Linked DNA regions of Homo sapiens: region 2 is linked to region 1. The links are chromatin loops, found by intact Hi-C in ENCODE. Cell type or tissue: chondrocyte. All regions are shown on one strand.

Evidence for each region. Peaks named below come from ENCODE experiments on the same cell type or tissue, not always from the same donor. Only the 100,000 strongest peaks of a DNase experiment are listed, where the experiment ranks them.
Region 2: a loop joins it to region 1, with 5 times the contacts of the local background. A loop is called at or near these places in 2 of 110 quality-filtered maps.

The regions. Positions count from the first base shown.
Region 1 is chr15:34,220,512-34,228,511 of GRCh38, reverse strand. It overlaps EMC4 (ER membrane protein complex subunit 4), which reads right to left and starts at 3,496. Exons shown (of 5, transcript NM_016454.4): 1 at 3,312-3,496; 2 at 2,862-2,976; 3 at 666-819; 4 at 1-83. The coding sequence starts at 3,397. RefSeq lists an enhancer at 3,133-3,182. In chondrocyte, no CTCF peak of the experiment used is centred here; a DNase peak (open chromatin) is centred at 3,511.
Region 2 is chr15:34,273,237-34,281,236 of GRCh38, reverse strand. SLC12A6 (solute carrier family 12 member 6) reads left to right here. Exons shown (of 26, transcript NM_001365088.1): 3 at 5,848-5,892. Among named protein-coding and RNA genes, the nearest start is that of EMC4, 52 kb to the right of the region's middle. In chondrocyte, no CTCF peak of the experiment used is centred here; no DNase peak of the experiment used is centred here.

The DNA of each region.
Region 1 (8,000 bases):
CAATGCCAAACCCATCAGGTTCCCAATGAGATAGACCAAACCCTGAAGAAACTTCTGGCTTGAACTTTCTAACATCTTGAAAGCTGTTGCGGTAACAGAAGTTGTCAAACCAAAAGAACTCTTTCCCCCAATACGAATCAAGCCAACTGTATATTAAATTCATATAGACAGACCCATAGTAAGACAGCAAATAGGACCATTAAAGGCAAACAGAAAACCATGGTAAGCACTACACTCCCCTCCATGCCACCACCATTACCCCACTCCCCTATATACCTGTTAGCCAAAAACTGTCCCTAAGAATTTACCTTTAATTCTTCCTTTTTTTTGAGATGGAGTCTCGTTCTGTCACCCAGGCTGGAGTGCAGTGGCACGATCTCGGCTCACTGCAACCTCTGCCTCCCAGGTTCAAGTGATTCTCCTGTCTCAGCCTCCCAAGCAGCTGGGATTACAGGCGTGTGCCACCACGCCCAGCTAATTTTTGCATTTTTAGTAGAGACAAGGTTTCACCATGTTGGCCAGGCTGGTCTCGAACTCCTGCCCTCAGATGATCCACCCAGCTTGGCGCCTCCCAAAGTGCTGGGATTACAGGCGTGAGCCACCATGCCCGGCCTGCCTTTAATTCTTCAAACTTATGGAAGGGTTATTGTTTCAAGAATACTTACTGGCTGAAATGGCCATAAGTGCCTGAATGGGTCGCCAGGCCATCATACACACCATCATAGTAGGGAAGATGGAGATAGTATTGCCTGCCATGTACATGATGAAGAGATTCATGGGAATCTGTTTGAGGGGACCCAAGGCGATGTCCCAGCAGCGCTAAAACAAAACACACAATTTTAACCCTCTGATCACTACCCTTAGTCCCACATTTGCCATATCACTGATGCTAAATCACATGAACGGAATTCCCAACTCCCTGCTTCTAACTGAGCTGACTCCTCAATTCTACGACCTCTTCCCTTCTCCACGTTGCCACAGGAAGGCTCTCCTACTCAAGATAAAGTATCCTTACCATCTGTTATGCCTTTCCCTATAGGTTTTCCAGATGTCATTTTTTTCTCCTGATTTTGGAAAAAAGATCTCCCTGCTTTTGTCCTGGTACTTATGTATCTATCAATGTCCTATCTACAACTGAAGAAATAGATAAATCCACATAATGGGAGATTAGCACACCTCAGTCAATAACTAATAGAACCATCGAACTAATTTAGTTCCAGAAATAATAGAATTAGCAGGCAAATCAAGACATAGAAGATTTGAATGACATTAACAAACTTAACCCAACTGACATGTAACACTGCACTCAACAATTGCAGAATTCACATTCTTTTCAAACAAGATATTCACAAAAACTGACCACTCGCTGAGCCATGAAGAAAATGTCAATCTCAAAGAATGCAAATTGTACAAAACATATTCTTTGACTACAATGATATTAAACTAGAAATAATTTTATAGTAACTAGAAAATCTCTTATGTTTGGGAATTAACAATGATACATGAAGAAATTATAATGGAAAATAGATTTATATGATAGCAAAAGTACCACATTTTAAAACTCGTGGGACACAGCTAGAGTTCTGAGAAATTTATAACCTTAAATACATACTACCAGGTTGCTGCAAAAGTAACTGCGGTTGTTGCCATTAAAAGTAATGGCAATGTGGCCGGGCGCGGTGCCTCACACCTGTAATCCCAGCACTTTGGGAGGCCGAGCTTGGTGGATCACCTGAGGTCAGGAGTTTCAGACCAGCCTGGCCAACGTGGTGAAACCCCGTCTCTACTAAAAATACAAAAAAATTAGCTGGACGTGGTGGTGGGTGCCTATAATCCCAGCTACTCGGGAGGCTGAGGCAGGAGAATTGCTTGACCCTGGGAGGCAGAGGTTGCAGTGAGCCAAGGTCGTGCTATTGCATTCCAGCCTCGGCGACAACAGCAAGACTGTCTCAAAAGAAAAGAAAAAAAGTAATGGCAGTCTAAAAATAAACTAAGCATCCATTTCAAGAAACTAGAAAAAAACCCAAGTATTTTTGAAAAGATTAATAAAATCAATACTGGTGATGGGTACAGTGACCTGTAAAAATAAATGAAAATAATTTTTAAAAAATCAATACTGGTGAGCCTGATGAAGAAAGGAGAGGAGACAAAATATTCAATATCAGGAATGAAAAAATGAACATCACAGATCTTGCATATATGGAAGTGATCATATTATGAACAACTTTATATCAATACATTTGAAATTTTAGGAAATGGATAAGTTTCTAGAAAAAATGTAACAAAATGACAGGAGAAATTAGAAATATAAATAGCCCCGGGCCGAGCGCGGTGGCTCATGCCTGCAATCCCAGCACTTTGGAAGGCCAAGGCGGATGGATCACCTGAGGTCAGGAGTTCAAGACCAGCCTGGCAAACATGGTGATACCCTGTCTGTACTAAAAATACAAAAATTAGCCGGGCTACTGCAGAAATCTAGATGAAGGATGGTGGCTTGGATTAGGATGAGAGGTGAACACAGGAAAAAGTAGTAGGTAAAGCCAACAGAGTATCCTGACAGTTGGATATGTGGTGTAAGGGAACCAGAGTAGAAAAAGGATCACTTCAACTGGAAGATGTTGCCACCAAAAGATAGTTTTCAACCTACTTTCTTATACCTTATGTTCCAAACATCTTCTATTTTTCAAATTATTAAGCACTTTTGTAGCTGATATATAAAATACCGAAATACCAGCCTCAAGCAGTTTAGTTTCCAAATCTTCAGGATAAGAGCTATCTACGTTAACTCCACCTAGGAGAAGAGGATGAGTGTGTAACTCAGGACTGGCCCATGGGCTACGGTAACATCTATACCTCTGTACCTTCTCCACCAGGATCCGGTCTGTCTCTTGCACGCTGGTATCAGGCACTTGCTTGTCCAAGTAACCGACTGGGTAGAGCGAGTCTCCCTGGCCACTGCCCCGGTCACTTCGACCCCTAAAAAACCAAACCAAGAAACTAAAGCTGCAACCTCCGATACTTCTTATCCCACATTTCCTGATCTACCAATCATAGGAATAAAGATCTTCAGATGCACCTACTCAGATTAGACCAAGCCCCCTCGTATGTTCCTCAGTCCTTTGACTTATCAGGAGGACTGATGTAAGCATTGTTTGAGCAGAGAAACTTCCACGGCAGAAAAGCCGCTACCTCCCCAGGTGATGTCTGTGTGCCACCCATCTTTTTCAGAGTTATGCCTGAGGGCTCAGGTCTCATTACTCTGGTGCAGTTCTGGGATGAACAGTGATGTACAGCTTGCCCAGGTGCCTCACCTGCTGCCTCCTCCAGGCCCGCTTAGCTCAATGGCCCACTTGAAGCGCCGGCCTCGGTTAGCCACCAGGCCCCCCTGGGCCGTCATGGCAACAGCTGCGTCCTATAGCCTCGATGCTTCTCAGTCCAAAGCGTACTCCACAACAGGCCCACCAGCGTTCTCCGCTTTGTCTCACTCTGCAAATGCACTTCCGGCGCGTGAATACGACGTCATTTCCGCCCTGGAAATTGGTGGTGCTGTGGGTTGAGGAGTCCGGGTTTGGATTTAGAAAAGCAGGGAGGAAAAAAAACCAGGCAAGACTTAGTGCTTCCTAAAGCCACTTCCGCGCGCTCCCCTTTTGAATGTCCTTGTTATGTGTTCCCTGACCTCTGAGGTGCACTTTATGGGGCTGAAGGAAAGCCCATACTGACTCAGCGTTAAGAATTGGTGGGCGGATCACCTGAAGTCAGGAGTTCGAGACCAGCCTGGCTAACATGGTGAAACCCCGTCTCTACTAAAAATACAAAATATTAGCCGGGCTTAGTGGCGGGCGCCTGTAATCCCAGCTACTTAGGAGGCTGAGGCAGGAGAATCGCTTGGATCCGGGAGCCGGAGGTTGCAGTGAACTGAGACCGAGCGATTGCACGCCAGCCTGGGCAGCAAGAGCGAAACTCTGTCTCAAAAAAAAAAAAAAGGAAGCCAAGAAAAGCTTCTTAACCTCCTACGCGCTCCCTGGAACAAAAGATTCAAATCCTGGGTTTAAATCCTAGCTTGACCTTGAGCGAGTTACTTAGTAGTTTCTGAGTATTGAATGTCCACTGTGTCATGTGTTTATTTCATTTCACTTGCACAGTAACCTTGCGAGGTAAACAGTTCTAACCACATTCTGCACAAAGGCAAGGCAGCATTGTGGGCATGGAAGGGGACATGGGCTCGGTATTCAGTTAGCCTGCGTTTGTTGTTGTTTGTTTTGGGTTTGTTTTTTGAGACAGGGTTTCACTCCGTTGCCGAGGCTGTAGTGCAGTGGCGCTATCACGGCTCACTGCAGCCTCGACTTCCCCGGCTCAAGCGATCTTCCCACCTGAGCGTTCCTTCCAACCTGAGCGTTCCGAGGAGCTAGGACCACAGGGCGCGCCACCACGCCCCAGTCTTGTTTTGTTTTGTTTTGTTTTGTTTTGACAGGGTTTCGCTATGTTGCTCAGGCTGCTCTCAAACTCTTGGGTTCAAGTGATTCTCCTGCCTTGGCCTCCCAAAATGTTGAGATTACAAAGGCATGGGCCACTGCACCCAGCAGATGGCCTCCTTTTGAATCCTGGTTTCACCACTTAATAATTGTATGACCTTGGGCAAGTTGAATTTGTTTCAGCCTCTTCATGTAAAAGTTGGATAATCTACCTACTTTCAAGGCTTGTGAGATTAGTGCCCACCACATATCTGGTGTTTGGTTTGTTTGTGTTTTTGTTCGAGACGGAGTTTTGCTTTTGTTGCCCAGGCTGGAGTGCAATGGCACTATCTCGGCTCACTGCAACCTCCGTCTCCCGGGTTCAAGCAATTCTCCTGCCTCAGCCTCCCGAGTACCAGGGATTACAGGCGCACGCCACCACGTCCAGCTAATTTTGTATTTTTAGTAGAGATGGGATTTCACCGTGTTGGTCAGGCTGGTTTCGAACTCCCGACCTCAGGTGATCTGCCTGCCTCGGCCTCCCAAAGTGCTAGGTTATGTGGTGTTTTTAATGATGTATCACATCATTACCAAATAACACCATTGATGTGTTTTTAATGACGTGTCATTAAATAATGTATGTCATTCTTTAAAGTGATTGGGTTTTGTATGGTATACCTTTTTCATAATATAGCCTATTATTGGACATTTAAATTGTTTCCTGTTTTCCTTCCTTTTATAACCAGTGTTGCTGTGAACATATCTGTATGTCTTTTCTTATTTCCTAAAGTTATAGTCCTAGAAGTGAAATTGGAGTTGCTGGATCAAAGAGTATGCACATTTTTAAAGAATTTTCATTTTAAATGCCCACAGGAGCCAGGCGTGGTGGCTCACACCTGTCATCCCAGAACTTTGGGAGGCTGAGGCAGGAGGATTGCTTTAGCTCAGAAGTTCAAGACCAGCCTAGGCAACATAGTGAGACCTTGCCTCTGCAAACAACAACAAAAAAAATTAAAATGTCCACTAGGAAAAATGGCACCATTTACATTTCACAGTCTATAATTTTTTTAATAGTTTGAAATGGTACTGTATTATTTTTTAATTTGTATTTCTTTGACTCCAAGTTATTCGATATGGCTGGAGTTAGGGGGAAGGAGATGCTGTGGGAGGTAAGGTTGAAAAAGGCTTCCTTGGCCAACAAAAAAGTTGGGACTCTTGAAGATGATGATGATGTAAGAGAGGCTGAAGATTGCCACCTCCACTTTATTTTCTGATTTTAAAAATATGTGTTCATAGCAGACTACTTAAACAAGGCAGAAATGGAAGTCTTTTGCCTCTCCAATCCATCCTAAAATGTGTATCTATCTGATTGTAGGAAGACCTAACTATAGATTGTGTTTCTGCTCCTTTCTACTTTTTGTCTTTACCACGTTCTGTCTCATGAACCTTATATTTATCTCAAGCTTCTGACCCTATTGGGCATTCTTCTTTGTTGCATTATATGCTGCATAATAGCACTTACCACATTGCATTTTGTTTGTTAAAGTCCCCTGAGCACTTATTTCTACCCCTCTATAGGCAACCCTAAATCCCCCCAGGTCAGAAGCTATATATTATCTTTGAGCCTGTTGCCTAGAACATAGAAAGTACTGAATAAATGTTTAGCGAATGTGAGTAAATTAAATTGAAAGTAAACAAACACCAAGATGTGAATGTACTATAACTACACTTGTGCAAAATAAAACATAAAAATGGATATACATTCTATTGGGGCAATAATTTTCACGCAATTTTGTCTAATTTTCAAGATAATCTTATTACACTTTTCTTTTTTTTTTTTGAGACAGAGTCTCACTCTGTCACCGAGGCTGAAGTGCAGTGGCACGATCTTGGCTCACTGCATCCTCTGCCTCCCAGGTTCAAGCAATTTTCCTGTCTCAGCCTCCTGAGTAGCTGGGATTACAGGTGCCCGCCACCACGCCCTGTTCATTTTTGTATTTTTAGTAGAAATGGGGTTTCACTGTGTTGGCCAGGCTAGTCTCAAACTCCTGACCTCAGGTGATCCACCCACCTCGCCCACGCAAAGTGATGATTACAGGCATAAGCCACTACACCTGGCCTTCTTATTACATTTTAATACTTTTTTTTTTTTTTTTTTTTTTGAGATGGAGTCTTGCTCTGTTGCCAGGCTGGAGTGCAATGGCGCAATCTCGGCTCACTGCAACCTCCGCCTCCCAGGTTCAAGCAATTCTTCTGCCTCAGCCTCCCAAGTAGCTGAGACTACAGATGTGTGCCACTACGCCTGGCTAATTTTTGTATTTTCAGTGGAGACAGGGTGTCACCACATTGGCCAGGCTGATCTCGAACTCCTGACCTCGTGATCTGCCTGCCTCAGCCTCCCAAAGTGCTGGGATTACAGACGTGAGCCACTGCTCCTAGCCACATTTTAATAATTTTTTTTTACTTACTATTTTTTTGAGACAGGGTCTCACTGTGTTGCCCAGGCTTGTCTCAAACTCCTGAGCTTAAGCAGTCCTCCCGCCTTGGCCTCCCAAAGTGCTGGGATTACAGGCATGAGCCCACACCTGGCCCTGCTTTAATAAGTTTTAAATGAACACTTTTGAAAACATTAAGTTAGTCATTGGAATCATATATTCTTTCTACTTAAATACTCCCCTACTTGCTATAAAAATGTGTAAACTATAACCTAAATTAAAGTTGCTTTGGGCTGGGTGCTGTGGCTCACGCCTGTAATCCCAGCACTTTGGGAGGCCAAGGCAGGTGGATCACGAGGTCAGGAGTTCAAGACCAGCCTGGCCAAGATGGTGAAACCCCGTCCCTACTAAAAGTACAAAAAATTAGCTGGGCGTGATGGCAGTCATCTATAATCCCAGCTACTCAGGAGGCTGAGGCAGAGAATTTCTTGAACACAGGAGGTGGAGGTTGCAGTGAGCCAAGATTGTGCCACTGTACTCCAGCCTGGGGGACAGAGCAAGGCTCTGTCGCAAAAAAAATAAATAAACAAAAAATAAAAAGTTGCTTTGGCCTCAGTGGGAGTACTCTGGATCATTTATTTCTTTATCCTAGGAATCCTCATAGTATTATTTGTGAAACTCCGTTCCAAAAAATGAACACATCAGGACTAGGCTGAGGATGGTTCCAAGATTAGATAAATTTGAGAAATTCTACATATTATATTCTGCACACACACTCAAGAGAGTCTTAGTGCCGTTAGTATAACATATGAAAACAACAAGAAATGGTTTGGTAAAGAATCTCCTTTAATTTTGTTTCCCAATCTACTTGAGTAAGGAACCAGTTTTTTGTTGTTTTTTTTTCCTTAATACATTCGTTAACATCCAATAGAATCAGTGTTCCACAGAATACAGTGAGGGCAGCTGCTCTATATGCATGCTAGAATTCTTCAGGAGAAAGATGAAGGTCTCCCCTATAAAGCTTTGCTTGTTATTTTTAAAATATTAGAAGATCATTAGAAATAATAGGTTATTTATGGAAATGGAGCTTCAAGTTGGAATTAAAGTTTTAAAG
Region 2 (8,000 bases), 53 kb before region 1:
GTCTCAATCATTTATCATTACTTTGTATTAGAAACATTCAATATCCTCCTCCTAGCTATTTGAGTCTAATATATTATTGTTAACCGTAGTCATCCTTCAATAGTGTAGAATACTAGACTTACTCTTTTTTTATCTAGCTATACTTTTGTATCCTTTAACAAATCTCTTCCTATCCCCCTGCCCTCCGCCCATACCCATGCCCTTCTCACCCTCAAGTATCGTCTGTTCTAATTTTTACATCTATGAGATCAACTTTTTTTTTCTGACTCTCACATATGAATGAGAACATGTGGTGTTTAGCTTTCTGTTCCTGGCTTATTTCACTTAACATAATGTCCTTCAGTTCCATCTACGTTGCTATGAATGATAGGATTTTATTCTTTTTAAGAGCTGAATAGTATTCCATTGTATATACATACCACACTTTCTTTATCCATTCATCTGTTTTTGGACACCCAGGTTGAGTCCATATCTTGGCTACTGTGAATAGTGCTGCAATAAACATGCAGTGCAGGTGTCTCTTTGATATACTAATTTTACTAATTTCCTTTGCTTTGTATAAATGCTCAGTGGTGGGATTGCTGGATCATATGGTAGTTCTAGTTGTACTTTTCTTGAGTACTCTCCATACTCTTCTCCTTAGTGGCTATACTAGTTTACATCCCCAAATTCAGTTCCATCTTTAACTATCTTAGTTTAATTCTGAGTTGGAATCGTTTCTTTTGATGATGATGACGCTTTGGTTTTTTTAAAAACTGGGAGTTAAGAAAGTTAGAAATGCCTTACGTGTTAAGACTAGTCATTTCAGTTGTTTGTTTTCCTGAAACAACTTTTGTGATATGTCTAGATAATACAGCCAGTAGCATAACAGTCTTAATTCTGATGTATATGCGCTTGGTCATGCCTACTTCTTTATCTAAAGAATTGGGCAACAATTTCTGCTGTTGGTGTGTTATTTAATTATATTACTGATTCTAGATTTAATAAAGACTAAAACCTTCTAGCCCTGTGTTTTAGCTACAAGATACCAGCTAGCCTTTATTTGCTTCAAATTGTCTGCCAATGATGGTAAACAAAGTGATTCTCAAAGGAAATTTTGTTCAAAATAGTCTCAAAGACTATTGCTATTGGCAAACTAAGGAAAATAATAAAGCTCTTCAGAAAAACTTGACAGAGGCAGTTTTGCAAGTGAGTACCACCCACAATCATTTCACTCTGTCTCCATTCTCCCAGGTGCATGGCAGGAAACTAAAATCTTCATTCTTACTATTTACCCAAGATAAGTTAAATATATTGAGCAAGTGCTTATTTGTAAAACTACCATATCATTAGTGTTACAAGGAAATATTTTCAGTTCATCTTTCTGATTACATCTATCTGTTTTTAATAGGTATATAGTTTGTTTCTATTTTTTATTTGATCTATCATTTTGACTTATAGAGTATCTCTGGCTTTTGATTATAACCTGATTGTATTTTGTCCTAAGAGTAGCTTTATTTATGAAGACCATCATGGGGTAAAACTAGTGACATTATTGGCACATAGTTCCTATTAGAGAGAATAATCTGGTTTAAAATAAATGTCATTTTGAGTAATCTTTAGGACAACTCCCAGTCTTAGGCAAACTTGGGTGTGCCCTCACCAATGACATAGTCAGGAAAAGTGGTAAATGGGGGAGTTTAGACACAGAACAATTGAAGGGTGCTCAGACATATCTCAGCAGTGTTAGCATGATGACTGCACAATTTGGATTGCAAACCCAGAAACGCCCTTCAAGTTAAATCCACTGAACAATTGTAATTTTTACAGGCAAAACTAGTTTCATTCTAGTGGGTTCACGGGCCTATATACTCCCAGATTGACCTTTATTTTAGTTCTTTGTTTTTTTTGTTTTGTTTTGTTTTGTTTTTTGTTTGTTTTTTTGAGACGGAGTCTTGCTCTGTCGCCCAGGCTGGAGTGCAGTGGCCTGATCTCCACTAACTGCAACCTCCGCCTCCCAGGTTCAAGCAATTCTCTGCCTCAGCCTCCTGAGTATCTGGGATTACAGGGGCGCATCACCATGCCCAGCTAATTTTTGTATTTTTAGTAGAGATGGGGTTTCACCACGTTAGCCAGGCTGGTCCTGAACGCCTGACCTCATGATCCACCCGCCTCAGCTTCCCAAAGTGCTGGGATTACAGGTGTGAGCCACCGCTCCTAGCCTTGTTTTAGCTTTTATATATATTAATAAAAGATTTGCAGGTTCTTGGAGGTTAGTCTTCACATTACTAAATAAGTATCAAGGATTGCCCATAATTTTTCAATTATAATAAATGAAAATAAAAATCTAAGTTGAACTTGTAGGGAACTACACAAAAGACTTGTTTCTGGCTGGACTCAGTGGCCCATGCCTGTAATCCCAGCACTTTGGGAGGCTGAGGCAGGTGGATCATGAGGTCAGGAGTTCAAGACCAGTCTGGCCAACATGGTGAAACCCCAACTGTACTAAAAATACAAAAATTAGCTGGGCGTGGTGGTGGGCACCTATAATCCCAGCTGCTCTGGAGGATGAGGCAGAAAATTGCTTGAACCTGGAAGGTGGAGGTTGCAGTGAGCCGAGATCGCGCTACTGCACTCCAGCCTGGGCGACAGAGCAAGACTCCATCTCAAAAAAAATAAAAGGACTTGTTTCTACTCATCTGAAGTATAGGAGGGTGTTCAAAGGAAGACTCCTGGCTTGTCTAGAGAGTATACATACGTCATGTATGCACAGCTTAGAAGGCAAGAAAGTATATTACACAATAGAGGAGTTAATTTTTTTCTTTTTTTTTGAGATGGAGTTTCACTCTTTTTGCCCAGGCTGGAGTCAGTGGTGTGGTCTTGGCTCACTGCAACCTCCACCTCCTGGGTTCAAGCCATCCTCCTGTCTCAGCCTCCAGAGTAGCTGAGATTACAGGTGCACGCCACCACGCCCAGCTGATTTTTTTATTTTTAGTGGAGATGGCATTTCTCTATGTTGGTCAGGCTGGTCTCGAACTCCTGACCTCAGGTGATCCACCCGCCTCGGCCTCCCAAAGTGCTGCAATTACAGGCGTGAGCCGCTGCGCCCAGCCGAGCTAATTCTTTTTAAAGGAAAAGTCATTTATATTTTCCTCTCTAAAACCATACCTAGTCTGTCAGAGTTATCTGAGATGTTTTCCTATTTCTCTTCATAGGTTGTATTCCCTGGCAATTTCGAATAACTTGTTTTAGCCTATCATACCTTGTTTTAGAACAAGAAAGTTAGAATTACAGAATATTGGGAAGCAAGAACATAAGTTCTCAAAGCATCAAGACTATAACCTTTTTCTTTGGGCAGTAGTATGATGTGTCTTTAGCCACTGATTAACCCAGGCATTAGTTTTTTAGAACTATAAACATTAAAATATGAGGTTCTCAACTTTTCTGTTCCTGCACACCTGAGAGATACAAGGTATTCATATTAGTGACTATGGCTGGGAATCAGAATCTTGAAGGAGAGGTGTTGGTATGATTTAAAGAGAAAAATAAATGATGTGATAACACTTCCTCAGCTTTTCCTCTAGAGTCACTGGAGTAGGTTTAGATGATGACCAAGGTTCTTCTAGTTCTAAAATTCTGTTATGCTTTCTCTACTCTTCTTTTCATGCCAGCTACATGCTTGTTTCTCCATAATGATAGGGCCCAATTTTCCCTAAGAGAGAGAGTGACTACAGAACTGTTATTCCTATTTTGTCTTATGTGCAAGAACATTCCTACTTTGTCTTATGTGCAAGAATATATATATATAGTGGGGGGTTGGGGGAGAGATGAGGTCTCACTGTCACCCCGGCTGGAGTGCAGTGGCATCATCATAGCTCACTGGGGCCTCTAACTCTTGGGTTCAAGGGAACCTCTTGCCTTAGCCTCCTGAGTAGCTGGGACTACAGGTGCACACGCCACTATGCCTACCTAATTTTTAAAATGTTTCATAGAGATGCGGTCTCACTATGTTGCTCAGGCTGGTTTCAAACTCCTGGCCTCGTGATCCTCCCGCCTCAGCTCACCAAAATACTGGGATAACAGGCAGGAGCCACTGCACCCAGCCCCAGTATCCTTTATTTAGATGGGAAGTAAGATAAGTTTAAAGTAAAAACTGGGAATTCACTTGCTGGTATGTTTGGGGAAAATATTCTAGAATAGGAACATTTCAAATTTTCCTTTTTCAAAGCAAATTAAGGAAAAAAATCCCCTGAAAATAAATTGTTAAATGTTCAAATAGCATTTAAAACTTCTGTGGTAGAAATCAGATTTCTACCTGACTTCCTTAATTAAAATATATAGTGTATACTCCAATATACATCAGAAACTGGAATTTGTTAAGTATTCTGATTGTTTCTTTCTGTCTGGGATGCTTAAAGTGTTAATTAAATGATATGTAAAACATATGTGGACTATGGATTTTGTCTAAAACAATAATGTGATATAAAAATGTCTCAGATTTATTGTTAGACAAAATCAAAGGTACTTTTATGTAATCTGTTGCATACATCATAGCTGTAGAAAATCCTTAACTTCAGTTAGAGGTTAGTGAAAATAAAGATGTGACTTTTTTTCCCATTGTTCACATAAACCCTGGTCTAAAATTATTTTTATTACCCCAGGCACATTCAAGGAAGCCAGAATCATCAGCGTCTCAAGAGATTTAGTCTTTGAGGAAAGTGGAGCTTAGTCTTTTCTGTTTTTAGCTCTTAGTGCTTTTCAAACCTTTAAAATAAGTAAGTGGTTGACTGTTAAATGATGATTGTCAATATCTCTTGCATTAGGAACTTGGCTTATTGCCACGAATTTTATTTCAGATTACTAAAGAAATTGATATTTATGAAAGCCAATGTAGTCAGTGTATCTTAAAGTCAAACTACTAGAATATATCTGCTAATAGTAATAAGTGCTTTATTTATGTCTTGACTTTGAGCTGCTATAGCCATAAGTATTTTTTGTCATTAAAATGTTCCTTCGTCATTAAAAATATAATTCATATCACAATCCTGAATCATCCTTCTACTTTATGAAACGACTGCTTGGTCAAATTTGTGTGATTATTATTTTTTTAATTTACTTTTTATTGTGGCAAAATATATACAATACAGAAGTTACCATTTTAACCATGTTTAAGTGTACAACTCAGTGGCATTAATTACATTTACAGTGTTGTACACCCATTACCACTATCTGTTTCCAGAATTTCTCATCACCCCAAACAGAAACGCTGTACTCTTTAAGCAATAACATTCCATACCCTACTCCACCCAGCCCCTGGTAACCTCTAATCTGCTTTCCATCTCCATAAATTTGCCCTTTCTCAACATTTTATATAAATTGAGTCATATAATATTTATCTTTTTGTGTCTGGTTTGTTTTCCTTAGCATAATGTTTTCAAGGTTCATCCATGTTGTCACATGTATCAGAATTCCATTCATTTTTATAGCTGAATAATTTTCCATTGTATGTGTATATTACATTTTGTTGATTCCTTCATCTGTAGAAGTATACCTGGTAACCTTTTGGCTATTGTGAATTATTTTGTCATAAACTTTGTGGTAAAGTATCTGTTTGAGTCCCTGTTTTCAATTATTTTGGAAGTATAATTAGGAGTAGAATTGCTGATGGTGATTATGTTTAACTTTTTGAGCTATGTGATCATTCTTTACACTAGTTCATTCTATTTTTTATTATCTTCACATTAATATTTCATAAGTTTTTAAATTTTTTTGCTTATTTCCTTGGTTGACTTTTGTTGCTGATTTTAAAGAAATTATTTGTTTTGATCATTCATTTTTTTCTTTTCTTTTCAATTGTTTGTTTTTCAGACCTGAGTCAGAACTCCATCACAGGGGAACACAGCCAACTGTTAGGTATAGTATTACTGTGGGGATTGACTTTATCCAAAGTCACCCTTAACTCATTTATCCTAACAGACATTACTCCCTTCTCTGATTCTATTTTCTATCCCCTCCTTTTCTACTTCCCACCCAACAACTTTTTTCCTGCTGTTTCTATTCCCAACTTGCCAAGTTTTAGGAAACTACTTCTATAATTGATTACTAAGACTCAGTTAAATTAAAAAGTAATTTTGCATGGTTTATGGTTAAAAAAAATCTAAGAACTAGAATTTTTTAAAGATAATTTGGAAAAGAAGATATTATAATAGCTTTGTAATATCTGACTTTGCAGCTAATTTTCCCTTTTTATTACTTTTCTTGGCCTTTTGATCCCCTTTTTAATTATTGAAAGTACTTCATAAACAGTATGTCCTTAAGCAGTCCTTAGAATTTGGTGTTCCAGTTCCTTATCTATGAAACAAATTATGGAAATGAATTTACTTCCTCTGGGTACCACTTCTTTAAAGTAAGTGCATAATTTGACAAGAATTTCTCTTTTTTTTTTTGAGACAGTGTCTCGCTCTGTCACCAGGCTGGAGTGCAGTGGTGCGATCTCCACTCACTGCAAGCTCCGCCTCCCAGGTTCATGCCATTCTCCTGCCTCAGCCTCCCAAGTAGCTGGGACTACAGGCGCCCGCCACCACACCCAGCTAATTTTTGTATTTTTAGTACAGACAGGGTTTCACCATGTCGGCCAGGATGGTCTCCATCTCCTGACCTCGTGATCCGCCCACCTCTGCCTCCCAAAATGCTGGGATTACAGGTGTGAGCCACTGCACCCGGCCTTGACAGGAATTTCACAAGACCTCAGGACTGATAAATTTTCAAAGTGTAAAAAGAAACATACCCTGATGAGGCATTCAGCTCAAACAAAAGGCATATATAAAGAAAGTAAAAGTATCTCTTCTTCTTACCACCTCATTTCCACCTCTTAAAAGTACTTGCTGTTGACAGTTTCTTGGGAATTCTTCTAGAAATTTTTAATTATAAATTTTTGTATTATATATGACTATCTTTTCCTTTTTATATCAATGGTGTTATAGTAAATGGACTGTTCTATTATACAGACTGCTTCTTTTTACTTAACATTTTACCTTGGACATCTTAGTACATAAAGTTCTGCTTCATTCCTTTGTTTGTGATGGAAGAGTATTTCATTGTGCTCCTGCACTATAATTTTATTCAGCCAGTTTCCTACTCATGAGCATGTATTTCCAAGTGTGTTACTGTTGTAAGTTGTGTTGCAATGAATATCTTATACTTATATCCAGTATATAAGATAGATATATCAGTCTTAATGCCAGTATATTTGTAGGGTAAATTCCTAACAGTGGAATTCCTTACTCAAAAGATATGTACATGTTTAAAAAGATACATCAGCTTAAACTCTCACCAGTATGGAGTAATGCTTGACTCTCTATAATAAAAAAAAAAACAGGTATTATTAATCTTAAAATAGTTTCTTTACCTAATAGGTGAAAATGGCATCTCTAGTTTTTTATTTATACTTCCTTCAGTGTAAGTGAGGTTAAGTAATTTTTAGTATATTATTTGGTATTTAACACTTGTGTGTCTATGTATGCTTTGATTTGAGGCTTATTTTGATCCCTGCTGAGCTTTTAGCTGTTTAAATATGTGTAAAGCAGCTATGGAAAAATAAGCTATCAAAAAGTCCAAAGTAGGGAAAGTAAAAACTTCAGAGGATTAGTTGAAGAAACTGGGATACTCCTTTTTCGTTCTTTCTATATTAAAGACTTAGGATAGTCCTTGGGTTAATGAGAAGAGTTTATGAGACCATAGCCCTCATTCCTTTAGTGAGTTTATATGCTGAAACAGTACCTGACATCCTAGGCACTCAGTATATATTTGTTAAGTAAATGGTTTGACATAAATATACAAATCTGATCACCAAGGTCCTGACCGTGTGATGTTAGAGGTTTTTTGTTTTTTTGGTTTTTGGTTTTTTTGAGATGGAGTCTTGATCTGTCACCCAGGCTGGAGTGCGGTGGCACGATCTTGGCTCACTGCAACCTCCACCTCTCAGATTCAAGCAGTTCTCTGGCCTCAGCCTCCTGAGTAGC